3 separate regions of the Homo sapiens genome follow, and all the other regions are linked to region 3. A link is a loop called in an ENCODE intact Hi-C map of the cell type or tissue named here. Cell type or tissue: endothelial cell of umbilical vein. All regions are shown on one strand.

The links. Hi-C counts contacts between places; a loop is a spot of excess contacts. Peaks named below come from ENCODE experiments on the same cell type or tissue, not always from the same donor. Only the 100,000 strongest peaks of a DNase experiment are listed, where the experiment ranks them.
Region 1: it touches region 3 in a loop (3-fold over the local background); 9 of 110 quality-filtered maps call a loop at or near these places.
Region 2: it touches region 3 in a loop (2.0-fold over the local background); 2 of 110 quality-filtered maps call a loop at or near these places.

What each region holds. Positions count from the first base shown.
Region 1 is chr9:4,337,306-4,341,305 of GRCh38, forward strand. It overlaps a transcript of GLIS3 not described here. Among named protein-coding and RNA genes, the nearest start is that of GLIS3, 39 kb to the left of the region's middle. RefSeq lists an enhancer at 2,084-2,378. In endothelial cell of umbilical vein, a CTCF peak has its summit at 2,217 (motif pointing left); a DNase peak (open chromatin) is centred at 2,226.
Region 2 is chr9:3,319,397-3,323,396 of GRCh38, forward strand. The region is part of intron 4 of RFX3 (regulatory factor X3); the gene reads right to left. Among named protein-coding and RNA genes, the nearest start is that of LINC01231, 140 kb to the left of the region's middle. In endothelial cell of umbilical vein, no CTCF peak of the experiment used is centred here; a DNase peak (open chromatin) is centred at 1,965; H3K27ac peaks cover 953 bases.
Region 3 is chr9:3,470,118-3,474,117 of GRCh38, forward strand. All of the region lies in intron 1 of RFX3 (regulatory factor X3), which reads right to left. Among named protein-coding and RNA genes, the nearest start is that of RFX3, 54 kb to the right of the region's middle. RefSeq lists a silencer at 1,792-2,086. In endothelial cell of umbilical vein, no CTCF peak of the experiment used is centred here; a DNase peak (open chromatin) is centred at 1,974; H3K27ac peaks cover 282 bases.

The DNA of each region.
Region 1 (4,000 bases), 870 kb after region 3:
ACATAAATGTCTAACAATCAGAAAATAGTTAATTAAATACAGCCATATGATTAGATAGTATGCAGCTATTAAAGTGATATGGTCAAAAAATTAATGACATAGGAAATGTTCATTTGAAAATAAAGATACAAAATCGTACGGACAGTATTTTCATACTTTTGATTTAAACGAATGAAGGCAATATTTTGCAATGATTCTGAACATTTCTATGTACTCTACAATGATGTATATTTCCTTTATAATCAAAAAAATATATCTAACAAACAAAAAGCTTCAGGCTCCTTCCGGTCATTTTTTCTGACATGCTGAGTTGGACAAGGGCCTCAAGCATCACTGAAGTAAAAGAACATGGAGGATCCCTTTGGGCCAATATCTGACTCATTCTACCATATCACAAGGCCAGACAAAAGCTGATTAATGTTCATAATAATGATCACAATAGTAGCATAATAGTAGAGGTGGTAGCAACCAGTTTTGTTTACTCAGTACCAGGCTCCACTATCCATCTTTCAGATATGTTGTATCATTTAATCCTCACAAAACTCTATGAGGCAACTATTACCCCCATTTGAAAGATGAAGAAACTGGGGTTCAAAGAGATGAAAATATTTGCCCCAAACCACACAGCTTATGTGACCAAGCAGGAGCTAGGACCCAGATCTGATTTCCCAGGATGGTTTGCTCTTTCTCTAATGTCTAACTGGTAAGATTGGCAAGGCTGTGTGTGTGTGTGTGTGTGTGTGTGTGTGTGTGTGTGTTTAGTTTTGAAATGCAAAAACTGTATTTGTCCATAGCATGACTTCTTTTCACAGGAGTCAGGACACCTGATTCTAATCCTATCGCTTCTCCTGACTAGACAAGTTTCCTTGAACAAGGCATATCCCATTGAGATTTTGCTGCTGCTATGTGTTGGCAGTGTTGGACTAGATGAGTTTCCTTTAAGCTTAGCTTGTTAAAACACAGCTTTCAGGTCTTTCTGTAGACCTACTGAATGAGACTTTCTGGTAACAAAATTATACGTATATATAGAGAGATAGATGGATTTCTATTATATATGTGTGTACACACACACACACACACACATACACACACACACACACACACAATTTTTTAAACAAGCTCCCTGGATTATTCTTATTCAGGATGAGAATTCAGCTCAGGACTGGTATTTGGGAGTCACCATACTAGACAACCTATGAGGTACTGTTCATATCTACTAGTCAATGACTGTATAGGGCCCCAAACTTGAAGTCAAGATGTGGCTACCACTGAATTTCAAATAGGTCTGGAAGAATCTAAAGGGCATGTGACTTGTTCACAGGCATTGTTCTGCATGAAGTTTGGGGACAGACCCAGGGAGAAAAAGGAACTGGGGGAAAATAGTGTAAGTACTGGAGATTGGTTCCTGTAGCCAGCCCCATGGGAGAAGGAGCTGCAAGTAGAAAGTAGAGGAACCAAAAATATAGCCTCATATTGTATCACCTAAGGAGCCTGGAAAAAGCACTGTTGCTTGGGTCCCAGCTCCAGAGATCCTTATTTAATTGGTTTGGGGTATGTGCCTGAGTCTTGGGATTTTTTTTAAAGCTCCCCAAGTGATTCCATTTTGAAGCTAAGATTGAGATTCTGCATTAACACACAAGGACACAAAGCCTTCAAAATGAGACGGCTTTATGTGTTACAGGCTTACCCTTAAAACTATGTTGAAAAGCGGCATTTCAAGGACCCTCCTGGTGAGTTCATGAAGCAAAATAATCATGTTCAAAACAATTGAGACTGTCCATACAACACTACCTCGATATGTTTGGGAGGATAAACTCAACACCTCAGTCATGATTTAGTGGCTTGGCTTATATATTTGGTGGCATAGATAGAATTCTGTCCCCAGGTGTGTAAGTCACATGAAGCCAGTCCTCAATGACTGGATTTGTCTTCTTCACTGAAGTGAATTGATCTGTTGTTTTGTCACTATGTAGCTAAAGCCAGTGGGAGGGTGCCAGTTATTTGGAGAAAATGTTTCATTTTGAAGTACCAAAGACAGCCGATGAATTGTGTTCATGAAATACATGCTTCACTCTACTTTTTAATTTGCTCCTGTTTAAGTTAACTGAGAGTTTCGTCTTTATTTTTAAAGAATGACATTTATATAGACGTTCAAACTGCCAATCTGTTACATAAACAGCCTTGTTTTTTGAAGGGCTGGCGCCGCCTAGAGGCCAAATAGGTGCAGAGGTTTGGATTGCTAACCGGAAAGAACCTCTCCAACCTGTTGCTTCTGGTCCTTCTGTGATCCGTCTCTGTTGTGTGTATTTAGGGTCAGGTAAAGCTAATCAGACTTTTCATTGAGCAAAGTTTCCCAAGCAAGGGTGGAGATGCCACAGTGACATTTCAAAGCCAGATAACAATGCAATGATGGGATTTGGGAAGTTTGGTACAAAAGAAGCTTCTCACTGGGATCAAAACGTGCCCAGAGAACCAGAAACTGTAGGGGGAGGGAAGGGGGAGGGGAGGGGAGGGGGAGGGGGGAGGGGGAGGGGAGGGGAGGGGGTAGGGGAGGGGTGGGGGAGGGGAGGGGGAGGGAAAGGAAAGGAAAGGAAAAGAAAAGAGACAGAAAGGTAAAGCAAGTTTTTGGTGGGTAGTTTCCTAGAGTGAACTTAAGAGCAAACATTCTCTCATTTGGTATTGACCAAGACACAAAGACTAGGGAGAAGTCAACATTTAATACCAGCTGACAAGCGGCTTTGCTTCTTGCTCATCAGTGAATTCACCATGTCCTCACGGCTTGGCTTAGCATGAGGTTGATATTCCCCTAGAATCTCTGGATCTATTCCCTTTTTCTACAGCCTTCTCCATACTTTTAATATTTTCTTTCTTACATGGCCAACTTTTAATTACCACAGGGGAACAGAGTTAGTATGTATTTTTTAAATCTCTGAATAATCCAAAACGTCTGTACCCAGATAGAAGTTTAGGAATTACAAATCAAATGAGAAAAAAAAAAAAAAGTATGTCATTTTCCTTTATTTGCCATGACTGATGTCATCTGACTTTTGAGCTGAATAGAAGTGAGGGGGTGGGGGAAAACTTCAACTTCCCAATTAAAAGGCAACTCAATTCCAGGATGAAACATTCTTTTATTTTGTCTTACCCAGTGTCTTTGGGGCAAATTCCTCATCTTTCAGGATGCATCCTCCATCCCTGTTCTCCTTGCCCGGATGGTTCCTGGGTCTAGGGTTAAGCTTCTGTGTATTTGTGGTGGCAGGACAGCAGGAATGAGGGAGTGAGGGTGATGGTCCATGTGCTCATCTCCACATCCACGCTATTAACCACCATGGACACTTGAACCTGGAGACCGTTGTCGGAACCAGATCCCACCTGATTCTTGTTTTTGTTTAATTTTTTTGGAGACAGAGTCTCGCTCTGTCACCCATCACCCAGGCTGGAGTTCAGTGGCACTATCTCAACTCACTGAACCTCCGCCTCCTGGGTTCAAGCAATTGTCCCTGCCTCAGCCACCCAAGTAGCTAGGATTATAGGTGTGGGTGACCCCTCCTGGCTAATTTTTGTATTATTAGTATAGATGGGGTTTCGCCATGTTGGCCAGGCTGGTCTCAAACACCTGCCTCGGCCTCCCAAAGTGCTGGGATTATAGGTGTGAGCCACCGTGCCTGGCCTCACCTGATATTTTAGCAACTCTGCAAACACCCACAACTGGCATCTGACATCCTTGAATAGCCTCTGGACTGCAAGTCTTTCTTCCCTCTAATCCAAATGATCTGTTATCTCTTCTGGTCCAATGGTATGCTTAGAACTTATGTGTTTCCTTTTTGGGGACAGACTTTCCTAGTTGCATTATCTGATCCACAGGCTTGTGCAATACTCTCTAGGACAAAACAAGACTGCTCTCTATCCATCTACTTCCACTTCTTCTTCAGCCATTTCCAACCTATCTGGCATCACTGGAGCTTAAAGCTCTCCTGGCTTGCACTCACACGAGTGAAAG
Region 2 (4,000 bases), 150 kb before region 3:
TAAGGGAATATAAATAGGTAGGTAACGGACATTCCCACAATGGTGCCAGTTAACTCTAATTAAAGGGTGATTCTGCAATCTTAAGTATTATTTGCATTCATGATTCTCTTTCACTCTCTTGCTATCCAATCCTGCCCAATCTTTAGGCAATTTTGAACTTGTATAAGCAATATTATCAGAAGGTAAGCACAATTTTGATAAATCTAAAATTAATCAATTGATAACATATGAACATTTGTGATTTAAAAAATAATGTGGCAAGAAAGTAGTTGAAACTAACCCTAAAAAGAAGTCTGGAGGCTATTTGTGAATTTGTATTTTTGCCTTACAGGATTAGGTACCTTTCAGTGCAGGAACTAGCTCCATTAGCCCATACTGTTAAGTCTTCAAATTCACAGAAGCACAGTGCCTGGTCAACAGTAATACCTCAATAAATGTTTGAGAAAGTCAGTGACCGAAAAAAAAAAAAAAACTCAGATTCTCAATACATAAATACAAATACAAACATCAACTTTCATTCCAAAATGTTGAACAGTAAGAATGGCTCTAAAAATTTCAAATGAATTAAATGCCAGTTTTCACTGTCTAAACTTTCAACAGTCTAATAAATGAGGACTTTATCTGAAACCTAGGATCAGGGTTTAATGTGAACTGTGACACCTCACAGACAATATTAATACTGGGCACATAAAGGATTTGCTTTATCTACATGCATTTGGGGAATATGACCAAATAGATATAATGTATAATCATTAAGAGCTTGTCCAAAATTTTTAAAAATAACAAGTGACTTCTTTTTTTTAATAGATAATATATTCACATGCCTCCCACCTTTTATTCTTCATGTATCCTTCCTAAAGACATCTTTAGGATTGGCTGGGCGTGGTGGCTCACGCCTGTAGTCCCAGCACTTTGGGAAGCTGAGGCAGGCGGATCACTTGAGGCCAGGAGTTTGAGACCAGCCTGGCCAAAACAGGGAAACCCCATGTCTACCAAAAATTACAAAAGCTAGCCGGGTGTGGTGGCGCATGCCTGTACTCAGCTACTTGGGAGGATGAGGCAGGAGAATCACTTGAACCTGGGAGTCAGAGGTTGCAGTGAGCCGAGATCAAACCACCGCGTTCCAGCCTAGGTGACACAGCAAGACTGTCCCACCCCCTCCATAAAAAAAAACAAAAAAAAAAACTTTAGGATATCTTATATAAGCACATAGTAATATGTGTTTCTATTTACACACACACACACTACTCTGCTTTTTCGCTCAACATGGAGACTTTTTTCATATAAATGTGTACATATGTGTGTGTGCATATATATACATACATACACACACATATGTGCCTATATATACATATAATGCATGCTACATAGCATATATATATATATATATATATATATATATATATATATATATAGCCTCATTATCTAGGGGCTACATGTAATTCCACTTAAGAGATAAAAGTACTAACGTTTATTTGCATATTTCCCTGCTGATGGATAAGGCAGTTTCCAGTCTTTTTCTTTTTTGAGACAGAGTCTCTGTTGCCTAGGCTGGAGTACAATGGCGTGATCTTGGCCCACTGCAAACTCCACCTCCTAGGTTCAAAGCGATTCTCCTGCCTCAGCCTCCCAAGTAGCTGAGATTACAGGCATGTGCCACCAAACCCAGCTAATTTTTCTATTTTTAGTGGAGATGGGGTTTTCACCATGTTGGTCAGGCTGGTCTCGAACTCCTGACCTCAGGTGATCCACCCGCCTCAGGCTCCCAAACTGCTGGGATTACACACGTGAGCCACCGCCCCCGACCCCAATCTTTTTCTATTACAAATAAGTCTACAACAAATATAGTTTTTATGTAGCATTTCATATACATAACAGTATTATCAGTATGGTAAATTCCCGGAAGCACACTGACTGAGTCAGAGGATATGTGTATTTTTAATTTTGATAAAAAATTTCCACATTGCTCTCCAATTCTGTGCCAATTTAGATTCCCATCAATCATGATTGAGAGTACCTATTTCCTTGCACACTTGGCAAGGCTTACCAACCTCTTCCGCATTGCTTGTATGGGATGAAAGGTGGTATTTCTTTGTAGTTTATTTTTCACTTCCTTTTCATTGGACTGCCTGTTCTTGTACTTGCTCTGTTTTTGTTATTTTTTCTGATGAATTTGTAAGAGTGGTCTATAAATTTAAAAAATTAGTCCTTTGAGTATAATACCTCAAAACTTTATGCCAGTTTGTTGTTTCACCATTGCCTTTGTTTATTGTGGTTTTCTCAGCAGGATGTTTTCACCTTTACATAACTGAGTTTATCAATATTTTTCTTATAGCTTCTGGATTTTATATTATGCTTCCCACTCTAATGATAAAACACACTTTTCTATCCAAGTGAAATTAATTTTGATATAAAGACTAATATATGAACCAATCTAATTTTCTTTTATAAATATATAAATATTCAGTTGTTCCAAATATCATTTACTGATAATCCATGACTTCTCAACTCACAGGCAATGCCTCCTTTAATATATACAATATTCCTGCATGCATTTGGCCTACTTGGTCTCTAGTCTTTCATTTACTAGTCTATTCATGTGCTTAGATAATTGTTTTAATTATTATAATTTTATATACATTTTAATATCTGATAGGTTGTTTCCCTCCACCCCATCCCTCATTATTTTTCTTTTTACAAAATTTTCTATAAATTCTTGCAAGTTTATTTACATGAACAGCCTTTCTTGTCAAAAAAACTATTGGTATTATGATTGAGATTATGTTGAAACATTTTATGTTAACTTAGGGAGGTTAAATGTTTAATATTGAAATTTCTTATCCAAGAATATGGTATGCCTTTCCAGTTATTCAAGTTTCCTTTTGTATCCCTGGCGAACTTTAGGTGTTTTTTATTCAGCAATTGGATCTTGCACACTTATTATTAGTTTGTTGCCAGGCATTTTTTGTTTTTATTATAAATGAGATCTTTGTTTCCATTATATTTTCTAACTATCTAGAAAAGCTATTGATTTATTTGTGTATTAATTTTGTGGCTGGGTGCGGTGGCTCAGGCCTGTAATCCCAGCACTTTGGGAGGCCGAGGCAGGTGGATCACTTGAGGTCAGGAGTTCAAGACCAACCCAGCCAACATGATGAAACCCTGTCTCCACTAAAAATACAAAAGATTAGCTGGGTTTGGTGGCAGGTACCTGTAATCCCAGTTACTAGGGAGGCTGAGATAGGAGAATCGCTTGAACCCAGGAGGTGGAGGTTACAGTGAGCTGAGATTGTGCCACTGCACTCCAGCCTGGGTGACAGAGTGAGACTCCATCTCGAAAGAAAAAAAAATTGTACTGCCACCTTACTAAAATGTCTTATTAGTTGTTATAGTTTTTAATTTCATTCTCTATGATTTTTATCAAGTACACAATCACATCATCTACAAGTTCTGACCTCTTTACCTCCCTTTGAATTTGTATTTCCTTTCTTTTGCCTAACTGCATCTTTCCTGTAATTTTGAAAGCACAATTAAACATCACATCTTCCTTTCCTATAAGACAGATGAAAAAGTCACTCAAACTTACACTTAGTAAATTTTAAGTGTATGTGTAAAATTATTTCTAAGTCCGTAGATTACAAAACTCCTATGTCATGAAATTTACTGCCACCAATAGTTACAATCAAATGCCATAATTAGAGTTTAAAGGAAACCAGATAATTCTGTGGCAAATAAAGACAACAACTGGAGTTACATGTACTGAGAAAGTGGTAATCAAATCACATGCTTTGGGGGATGAACTAATATGCACAGGAACATGGAGAAATTCTTTCTCAGAGAACTGACAATTGGTCATAGGCACTGTGTCGTATTTTTCCCCTTTAAATTAAACACATGGGCCAGTAGAAGAGGCAGTATTGAAACTTTCTGAGTCTAATATTGACTCATATGTCACTCTTAGACTACAATGTATTAATATTTTAATCTGTAGCAATGCATT
Region 3 (4,000 bases):
TAAGTATAGACACAGACATAGCCTATGTGGTAAGTTAAAACAACAATGGTAGGTTAAAACAACAACAAAAAAACAGCATAGCTATGTGGCCACAAAATACTAAGTAAATATTTCACTGTCACAAACTAGTAACTGACAGGGCAAGATTCCATCTCAACTTTTCACAACAAAGCCCAGATTCTTTTCTTTTTTTCTTTTTCCTTTTTTTTTTTTTTGAGACGGAGTCTCACTCTGTCGCCCAGGCTGGAGTGCAGTGGTGCGATCTTGACTCACTACAAGCTCCGCCTACCGGGTTCACGCCATTCTCCTGCCTTAGCCTCCCGAGTAGCTGGGACTACAGGTGCCCACCACCACACCCGGCTAATTTTTTCTTTTTTTCTTTTTTTTTTTTAGTAGAGACGGGGTTTCACCATGTTAGCAAGGATGGTCTCGATCTCCTGACCTCGTGATCCGCCCGCCTCGGCCTCCCAGAGTGCTGGGATTACAGGCAGTGAGCCACCGCACCGGGCCAAAGCCCAAATTCTTTTCACAGCCCGATACTAGCTCCAGAGTTCTTCTCTGACATGGCTTTACATTTTCAGAAATCTGTATCTATTGTGATTGAGAGACAGTTGCTATCCTTTACAATTGATGATGCTGGTGAGATGTTATCATCTATGCATATAAACAGAGTACAACTGACAAAAGTATTAGGAGGTGATCCTTGTCTTTAAATGAGCAGGATAAGATAGATGACCTTCACAGGGCTCTTCTAGCATTCTAACATTCTATGAGTAATTTATCTTATTAAGATGTTTGGGAACAGATAAAAAATCTCTGGCTATTTCTTTTCTAACTTTCTGAAATCTGTTCAAGATAATAACTCCTACCCCATCACTATTTTACAAAAATTTAAATATAGTATCTACATTAATGTAATTCTCACAAATCTGTGATGTTGATTATTTTATACAGATGAGAGTACTGAAATTCAAAAAGATTGTGGTGCTTTGGCCCAAAGCACCAAATTACTAAACAGCAGAGCAATTCTAAAGGCAAATCTGTCCCACTCACAGCTCAGGACATTTACCCTTATATATATTAGATGCTGCCATAATAACAGCATCCATTTGTACATCACTGTACCTTTGTCACCTGTTCCCTAACTTTGTCCTCAGAACAACCCTGCAATAAAATAAGGCAAGTAATATCATTCTGGCATCATTTTACAAATAACTGAGTCTTGGAGAATTTAAATCACTTGCTCAAGGATCCTTACAGAGTAATGGTAAAGCCAAGTCTCAAACAGAGGTCTCCTAATTCCAAGTCTAGTGTTTCTTTTGTCACTATATCTGACTGTCAATTACAAGTTTGGCTTCAACATATCTTTGAAACATTTCTATGCCTACCCTGCTTAAACTTGTCTCTCTAAGTGTGAAATTCATTAAGTATAATTGAACTCATGAAAGCATTGTTTATGCCTATGTGTGGCATAATCACTTATGTTCCCAATATAGAATTACGTTTAAAATATATCTGTCTAAGACTTTTAAGAAAATTCTCACCCAGATTTTGAATGATCAAGAATAAGGTGGCTAGTTATTAGAAAAAATCCTCCTTAAATCCCAGCAAGGGGGAAAAAGGGATGCCTAATTTGGGAGTTTGTTGAATTATAAATCAGCCTTCTCCTTACATCCAATTTATAGAACAGACAGCAGTACTGCCTAGAATTCTGTCTTCACTTCTTCAGAATCTTTCTACCAAATGCACTGCGATTACTGAATGATCTTATTTAGTAAACCAGCTTCTTGCCCCTTCATTAGGTCCTAATCTAAATTATAGTATAAAGACATAGGTTTTCTACTCGTGGCTGACTTATGATAAACAGCACTGGCTGGCCATGTGGCCTGATGAGGTCCTGGGACACAGAAGGGTCTTTTTTTGGACTTTATCAGTCTTAGGGCAGGCAATTTATTTTGAGCCAGAAAAATAAAATATAATCTTAGGCCATCTGGTTCTGTAACGCACTGTATTTGTTTAGAAAGGTCACTGTTGTCAAGTTATTGAATGTTATCTCTGGAATTGACAGGAAGAGGGAAGTTTTTGAAAGAAGGCCAAGAATATTAAAGCACCGGATATTAAGGTGTAAAGCAGTATTTAAAAGCTTGGGCTTTAGTGTTAAACAGACCACAGCTCAAATCCTAGCTCCACCACTTACTACTTAAATGACCTTGGGCAAGTCACTTTCTTTCTTAATTCAATTTTCCCCATCTATAAAATCTAGATAACACACCCTAGTGAGATACTGTAATGAGAAAATGATGTAATACATATATGTCACTAGCTCATAGTTATCATTCAAAATTTATGTAATAATTATTTTCAGTATAATTTTTGTTCTAATTTTTGTTTTACCTGAAACCAAAATTTTCATTACTTTTATAAACACTTCTCCAGACAGCAAAGTATAATTCCAATACAGAATCACAATTTATACTATACAAAAGATACGGATTTAGAGCCTATCCCTAACAAAAACTTCAATCTATCGTAAGGATTTAAGCAACATTCATTTCTTTGTTAAATCAGATATGTAGCAACCATTATTTTGTCAGTGAAATGATTGAGTTACTGTGTCAGTGAAGAATGAATACTAGGCTTATCAAATCCCTATCTGAACAACTTCAGGGGGACCAATACTGCTGTTTTATTGGACAACTGCTATAGTATCCTGATGTTCCTATGCAATAGTTATTTTCTGTACATTATGTAGTTTTCTATTAATGTTGCACAGCAGTATTATGATCCAACTACTGCAGTAACGAGATGATCCAGAGTTGACTTAGACAGGCTATTCAGGCCCTTTCCTTTTGTGAGATTAGCAATGTGGTTAAAAATATAGTAATAATTAAAACACTCATTAAAAAATAGCTCAATCAAAACTCCATCTAGAATGTTGCTGAGGAGCAACAGTTTCGATTCAGCATGCCAGAGTCTGGATCGACTTATATATCCCTTAAGAATCTCAATGGTAGGCAAACACTTCACCTGTGGAATTATCTCCACACATAATTGGATTTCCCAAATCAAAGTAGGCACTATAAGCCAGGGCAAAAGCTGCAGTCTTAGGCTAGAGAAGAAGATTTCCATCTGTTTTCTACTTCAAGTATTAGCTGCTACAGAGTTTCCCCTTTGGTGTCATAATAACAGGCACATATTTTTCATATGAACTACTGGGTTCTCTTATTTCTCCACAATACTGAACTGAGAGATCTGAAAATCACTAAAAACATATTTCTAACTCTGGGGTCTAGCCAAGAAGACTACCTACAGACTAACAAAAGTCTAAAACATGCGTACTGAATTAGGGGTTATAAAGATAAATGGATCCAAGAAATATATAAGCCTACATAGAATAATACACATGAGAAGCTCTCTTGATCAAGCTTCACTTACCCAGCTTGCTATGTAAACCCACATTGTTCATTTCCTCTTTAACCATACTGACAGATGCCCACAGAATACTGAAAACTCACAGCCTGCAGGAGTCTCTCTAGCATGCCCCTCAACACTTCTGCTCCCAACTGCTGAGCTGTATATTCACTCAGAACAATATTTGTTCCAAAACCTCAACAGGGGAGTTTTATTGTTATTGTAATTAGCTAATTTAATTAAATATCACATAAACCATAAAAGCAAAAATAAAAGGTCTTGTATCTTTAAAAACTAAGTCAAACGCATTGAAAAGACTTGATAAAGGCAAGTCACTGCAAAATACTGCTGTTGAAATAGGCAAAGATAAGAGAAATATTTTTAAACCTGGGAAAAATAATAAAATATAGAATATAATGTTTCTGAAAATGTAGCATGGAAGCCAAGCATAGAATACTGAGCCCCACCTTCCATAGTTTCTGATTCAGTAGGTCTGGAGTAAAACCAAAGAATTTGCATGCTATGAAATTCCCATGATGCTGAGGCTGCTGGGCTGGGAACCACACTTTGAGAACCACTGCTCTGCAAG